2 separate regions of the Homo sapiens genome follow, and region 2 is linked to region 1. A link is a contact called in ENCODE Hi-C or POLR2A ChIA-PET data. All regions are on one chromosome and are shown on one strand. The core of a region is the stretch at or near the end of the contact, and the rest is flanking DNA. Distances in the headings are between cores, read along the strand shown.

What was found. Hi-C counts contacts between places; a loop is a spot of excess contacts on that map. ChIA-PET counts read pairs that join two places held with the same protein, here RNA polymerase II (POLR2A).
Region 2: a loop to region 1 is called in a map of breast epithelium, with 27 times the contacts of the local background. The contact joins two enhancer-like sites. A Hi-C loop is called at or near these places in 4 of 168 maps with a recorded cell type or tissue (breast epithelium, endothelial cell of umbilical vein, esophagus muscularis mucosa and 1 more). POLR2A ChIA-PET finds 5 or more read pairs at or near these places in 4 of 52 experiments (AG04450, OCI-LY7, WTC11 and 1 more).

Annotation. Positions count from the first base shown.
Region 1 is chr9:121,851,439-121,854,989 of GRCh38, forward strand. All of the region lies in intron 8 of TTLL11 (tubulin tyrosine ligase like 11), which reads right to left. Among named protein-coding and RNA genes, the nearest start is that of DAB2IP, 200 kb to the left of the region's middle. Within about 2 kb of position 1,433, at least 12 of the 41 ENCODE cell types and tissues checked have a DNase peak (open chromatin) inside an H3K27ac peak, as active enhancers do; they include ovary, where a contact is called at or near this core.
Region 2 is chr9:121,894,943-121,898,023 of GRCh38, forward strand. The region is part of intron 6 of TTLL11 (tubulin tyrosine ligase like 11); the gene reads right to left. Among named protein-coding and RNA genes, the nearest start is that of TTLL11, 200 kb to the right of the region's middle. RefSeq lists an enhancer at 2,006-2,695. Within about 2 kb of position 1,261, at least 6 of the 41 ENCODE cell types and tissues checked have a DNase peak (open chromatin) inside an H3K27ac peak, as active enhancers do; they include ovary, where a contact is called at or near this core.

The DNA.
Region 1 (3,551 bases), core at 183-2,682:
GTACTATCTGCTCAATTTTTTCTGTAACTATATGTTCTAAAAATATTAAGCCTATTAATTTTTTAAAAAAGGCTTTTACAGCACCTGGCCTGTGTTAGGTGCTTGATAAATGTAGCTGGTGTTGGCGTCAATCACCGGCAGTTGCATTAGGAGAGAGCCTGCTGGAGAAGATACAGTCAGGAGACCTGGGTCTCAGCCTGAGCACTGCAGGGGCTATTGGAGGTGGCCCCTAACCCGTCCCATCCTTATTTCCACAGCTCTAAATCTGGAATAAGAGAAATTCCTCCCCTCAGTGCAGTTGGGAGCACTGAGTGCTGTGTTTTGCAACAATAAAGTGTGTGCAAACAATTTACTGCCTGCTCCAGGCTGTGGGAGGAACGGATGGATGAGAGGAGTGGTGGGGGGGAAGCCCTCACAGCCCCGAGAGCTCCCTGGACATGCTGTTGTTGTTAACGCCAGGCTTAGCCAAGACCAAGGGCCAGACCATCCTACTAAACACAGCTCTGCCCAATTCTCAGGCCTGGGAGAATTTGAGGGCCGGGACGGGGCTCACATCTTCATGTGCCTGTGACGGTTGTCACTGCGCAAGGCAGACCAGGACTGAGACTCGGGGCTGGCCCCTGTTCTGCCCCTGCCTGCCTGTGGAGCTGTTTCTAGCCCTCTGAGCCTTGGTTTCCTCCTCTGTATATAGGGTCACGGTAGAGCTCACTGGGAGTGTGTGCACTGTGTGGACAAGTGACTTTGGAAATGGTTTGTAATCTGTGACACACACACCCACCAGGAAGGATGGTGGTGGTTAGACAGAGAAAAAGCTACTGTTTGGGCCAGGTGCATACTTTATCACTAAATCCTGACAGTGCCCCAAGGTAGATGTCATTGCCCCATTTCAAAGGACACTGAGGCTCCCAGAGGTGCAGTGCCCCCTCTCAGGGCTTCCCGAGGGAAGGTAGCAGAGTATTGAAACCCGGCCTGTCTAACTCAGCTGCCGGCTTTCTACACAACACTGGATCCTGCGGCTGCTGTTCCTACAAGATCTGGGGATGGTGGGCAACAAGTGTAGGGAGAGGGGAGGCCTACATCAAAAAGAATTCAGCTTTCTCCCCTTTGTCTGTTTTTGGGGGGTGGGGCCAGACGATGGGCAGAGATCCTATTCTCTCCACCCTCAAGGTGACTGAGGATGAGGAAGGACAGGCACTCGCCCGACAAAGGGGCAGCGGGTGTGACTCCACCTAGTCTGGTGGCACTACGGGTGCAGAAGTGGCTTTAGCAGGCCTGGGAGATCAGGGTCTGGGTGAGCGAGGGGGAGGTTGAGCCGGCATCTCTGCTGGCTCTCTTGCTTTTATTAAAAATAATTCTGACGCCAACTATTTTGTAAGCGTGTAGGGCACACATCCAGAGAGGCCCATCTGACTGCGAGATAATTTCAAGGCTGAAGAACATCGTTCGTGCCAGACACCTCGCACGAGGCGCTGCGTGAAACTGGCCTACTTATCCGAGGCCTCCTGTATTTCAGGGGGAGGGGGCAAGCCATGTTTATGTATAAAGGAGACTGCGCTCAACATTCCAAATGAAAATACTCTTCAATATTTCAGTGCATCGTTAACCAAATACATTTCAGCTGGGGCTTACTCCAGCCGATGTGAGCAGAGGCGTCAGATGACTCGCAGTCGGTGACTGAGGGATTTTGCTGAGAGATGGTCATGAGGCTCAGACACCCATGGGATTGGTGGGTTGCCGCGGCTGAGCCCTGGTCCATGGGACATGTGTAGCAGGGCACCTGCTAGATGCCAGTCTCAGTGCTTGGCCTCATGCAGGCGGGAACAGCTCTGTTTCCTGGATGTTGGCCTCATGTCGGGGGCAGATGTCCAGGCCCTTTCACAGTACTCAATGTGTGCTGTGGTCAAGGGCAGCGCTGGGTGCTGCGGAGCAGGTGAGACGGTACTGGGCCCAGCCTGAGCACTGGGGGAGGCTCTGTGAGGGAGGGGACCTGGGGGGTGGTGGTGAGCAAGGAGAGGGGGTTCCTGCAGAGGTGGGGGCCTGAGGGGGCCGGCCATTCTGGCTGGAGTGAGTGTGAGGCTAGTGATGAGTGGGGATGCAGAGTGGACAGGGGTCCAGCTCTCAAGGCCCTGAAATGCGCCAATGTCCTCCCCTGGGGTTGGAATTGTGAGACCAGTGACTGCAGGCAGCTGGGGGCCGGCACAGGCCTGTAAGTGATGGGAGCAGGCAGGGCTCCTGCTTCACACAGCCATGGACGAGGCTGCCAGCACCACATTTCCTCTGTCTTCCCCAGCCTCACTGTCCCCACTGTCGCCAGGGTGGGATGAGGAGGGCCTGGCACTCTGTCAGCCACCAAGGGAGAGTCTGTTGCGGCCACGTCCTGACCCTCTCATCTGGCTGTGAGGCAGGCCCTTCTTCCCATCTCTGTCCCCAGCACCTGCAGAGCAGCTGGCAGGGGTAGGTGCCCCAGAAGCACTTCCCGAGAAAGTAGTGCAGTAGGAGCAATGGGATCACACTAGGGGCAGACCCGCTTCCTGAGCATTTTCCACAGGCAGACATGGCCCTGAGCGCTTTCCGTGTTTTGTTTCATTTCATCCATCCCAAGGTTTCCAGGAGGCAGGCACCATTATTATCTCCACTTTACACCTGATGAACTTGAGGCTTGGAGGAAGTTGCCTAACTTCCCTGAGGTTAGCTAGCAAGTGACCAAGCGCAGATTGAAAGCCCAGTTTGTCTGATTCTGGAGACTGTGGCTTTGGGTATATAGCAAGTCAACCCAAGGCAGCCCCCGGAGCTGGGCACATAGCTCAGGAGGCAGGCATGTAGCTCATCAAGCAGTGGAAGAAATGTTTCTTATTTTGGTCAAAGAGCACTCAGCATATGTCAGATAATAAACAATGCCATTCTTAGATCTCCCTCTCCAAGCAAGAGGTGTGTGGTGTTTGAGCTCTCATGGGAAGGGGACGTGGGGAAGACTCCACAGTCAGTTTTTTCTTCCTTTGCTCTCATGTTCCCTTTGGTTACTGAAAGGGACCTTTAGCTTATATCTTAAAATAGCAAAAACATCTGGCTTTGAAGTAAACAAAGTTCAGAAGCCCCCAGATGTTGGTCTTTTGTTAGGACCAGGACAAGATTCTTGGTTGCCCAGCTCAAATGTTACCTTTGCGAGTAAAATGTTTGTCTCTCACAGCTGACACCATGATTTTGCCTTTAATTGCCTAATCTTGATGCTGTCCTCATCTCTTACCACGGAGATGTGAAATTCCACTCTGGAAAGAGCTGAGGGCAAAGTCTCCATGATAAGAAGGACCTCCTGAGTGCAATTTACATGAAATAAATGCATCTTCACTGACAAATTTGTTTCTTTATTTGAATTCTGGGCAATGAGAGGGCTACTCGAGGGCTACGACATCCCAGTTTTGCTGATAACATCCTCATTTAGAGTTCTGTGTCCTGCTGGAAATTCTAGAAGTGAAAATTAAAATTCTTATCTTTTTTTTAAATGACAATTAACATTGGCATGCTGGAGAGCATAAGCTACATGTTACTAAATT
Region 2 (3,081 bases), core at 11-2,510, 43 kb after region 1:
CCTAAAAACGTTAAGATGGGAGAATTCATGGTTGAGAAGAAAAGTCAGCGGGGGTCAGGGGAGGTGGGACCAACGACAGGAATAAACTGATTAAAGCCTTTTTAGCCACGTCCTATGCTCGTTTAAATGAAAAGATAAAGACAGGGGACTAAATAAAGATATATCTTTATCTTACATGTCTTAAATGTAGTAACAATGAGCTTCCACACTTCACTCCCTACAGAGTTTTCAGAATCCTTCTCTCTTTCATCTTGAAAAGATGTCTGGAACGTTTTGCTTTGCTGCAGATAATGTTCACAATGAACCTCATTTGTGTGTGTGTGTCTGTGTGAGCTATGTTTGTGTGTGTTTGTGTAGCTGTGTTTGTGTATGTGAGTGTGTGCACAGAGTTGTGTTTGTGTGGCTGTGTGCGTGTGTGTGTATTGTGTGATGTGCGGTTGTATGATTGTGTGTTTGTGTGACTGTGTGTGCATGAGTGTGCGCTGCGTGTGTGTCTGTGCACGTTTGTGTGGTTGTGTAAATGTGTGGTTGTATGAGTGTTAGTGTGTGTGGTTGTGTGTAGTTTTGTGTTTGTATGACTGTGACTGTGACTGTGTGTTTCGTTGTACATATGTGTGTGTCTGTGTGGTTGTGTGTTTGTGTGACTGTGTGTGGTTGTGTATGTGTGTCTGTGTGAACATGTGGTCATGTGTGCTTATGAGTGTGTGTGTATGTGTGGTTGTGTGTGTTTATGTGTGTCTGTGTGAATGTGTGATTGTGTGGGTTTGTGTGACTGTGTGTGATTGTATCTGTGTGCGTCCGTGTGGTTGTGTGTTATTGTTTTGTGTTAGTGTGTGGGTGTGTGTGTGTCTGTGGATGTGCGGGTGTTTTGTGTGTTTGTGTATGTGTGTATGTGTGGTTGTGTGTATGAATGTGTTGTGTGGGTTTGTGTGACTGTGTGTCATTGTATCTGTGTGTGTCCCTTTGTGTGGATGTGTGGGTGTGTCTGTGTGGGTGTGTTTGTGTGGGTGTGGGTGTGTGGGTGTGGGTGTGTGTCTGTGGTGGGTGTTTTGTGTGAGTGTGTATGTGTGGTTGTGTGTGTGTATGAATGTGTGGTTGTGTACATTTGTGTGGCTGTGTGTCATTGTATCTGTGTGTGCCCGTTTGGTTGTGTGTGTTTGTGTGTGTTTTTGAGTGTGTGTGCTCCGCCATCTACAGGTTCTGTTATCTCTAACTGAGTAAGCAGGAGCCGTTAAATTCTGCCTCTGGCTCCCACCCAAGACACGGAATGCTGGGAATGGTTCCACCTTGGTCCAGCGCAGCAGATTAATCTAGAAAGAATAGACACATTTCTTACGGCGCCCAACACGGGCTCCCCTTTCCGGGGCTAGGTGGCTTTAGCCTAGAGTTCCCAACTGTGGGCCAGGAACCCACCCCTCAGCCCTTCACTTTTAGTCATCTTCCTCTTAACACTCCTGGAGGTCAGTTCCACAGCCCCAGCTGCTGCCCTCAGCTCTCCCATCTCACACACAGTCTTGGTGCCCAACCTCTTCGGTGTCACTTTCTCTCCTACCTCTTCCCTCTCATGTCTCGACTCCAAGGCCCTCTTTCTCCTGGAAATCGGGACATGATTCGGAACTCACACTTCTCCCGGGTCGGGACATAAGTCAGGACTCACACTTCTGGGTCCGAGGTTGCATAGATGGGCGTGCAGGAGGCCATCTGCAGGTGCCTGAACTTCAGTGCGGGGTCCTGGCGGCGGGGCGGCAGGGATGACTACGCAGACCCTGGCCCTGAGGCGGGAGGAAGCACCTCCTTCACCCGCCGCAAGAGGAACAGGCTGTTCCAGCCGAGATCATTTCGGAAACGATGCTGCGGCTAGCCTGGGAATGGGGATCTGTTTGTGGGTGTCATGGCCATCCCACGCCAAAAGAAAAACGCGTACAGGGATCCGAGGCACGAACCAGCCGCGCACTACAGACCACGCCTCGAGTCAGCTGTAGGTCTTTTCCTTATGACCGCTTCCCAAACTGGCTCTGCAAAGTCAGTGTCAACCAATCACCTATTCCACAAATTTGATTCAGGCCACATTAATTTGCGTTTGACCTAACAGTCTAGCAGTCAATAGACTTATTAAGGAAACCTGAATGACTAAGAATGTCAGCCAGCCAGCCATGCACACACAGGAAAAGATCAAAAGGGGGACCTTTGTGAGAGAAGGCATGGCTCACCCCCACACAGAGGCTATGTGCTTGCAGTAGTTTTTTTCCAGTTATGAAAAAATAAAACCATACTGGTTTTCCACAGCGGATATCCACTGGGTGCTTTTAGACCTCATAACAAGCCTGCCAGGCAGGACACAGGCCCAGAGAGGTTAAGCACCTCACTCGAGATCACACAGCTAGCACGCGGTAGAACTGAGGCTCAAACCTGAGCAGCCTGAGCCGCTCTTCGTTGTTGCCTCTTCTGGGGGCTGCGGTCATTCTTCAGGCCCTGGCTTCGGCTCATTTTTCTCTCTCTTCTCTCCAGATACTCAGCCTCATCAGTGCTCCGGCCATCATCTCTGCGATGACTCCAGATTGATCTAATTTTCCCTTCTCACCAGGATTCCAGCCCACTCTGCAAGTCCCTGCTGAATGTCGACTCTTGGCTACCCCGCATCCCACAAGCCCACCTTCCCAGGCATTTCCCTCCAGGCACACACACACACACACACACACGCGCGCGCGAAGTCTCCAACTGCCCCGGGAGGGTGTTCTCAATTGCAGGAGAGCCCTTAAAGGCCACCTCCTCAGGGAAGCTTTCTCTGCCCATGTCTCCATTCTGATGCATCCCTGGGTACTCAGTTTCCCCTTGGTCCTGACTGTACCGGGCACAGCCTCTGCTGCTGTGTTTTCCCTCATTTCACTGCATTTCTCCCCATCAAATGGATGTTTTTCCTTCTTCTCCCTTTCTCCCTTCTCTTTTCTCCTCTCCTTCCCTTCCCTCTCTTTCTTCTATTCTTTTTTTTTTTTTGAGATGGAGCCTAGCTCTGTCACCCAGGCTGGAGTGCAGTGATGCAATCTCAGCTCACTGCAATCTCTGCCTCCTTGGTTCAAGCAA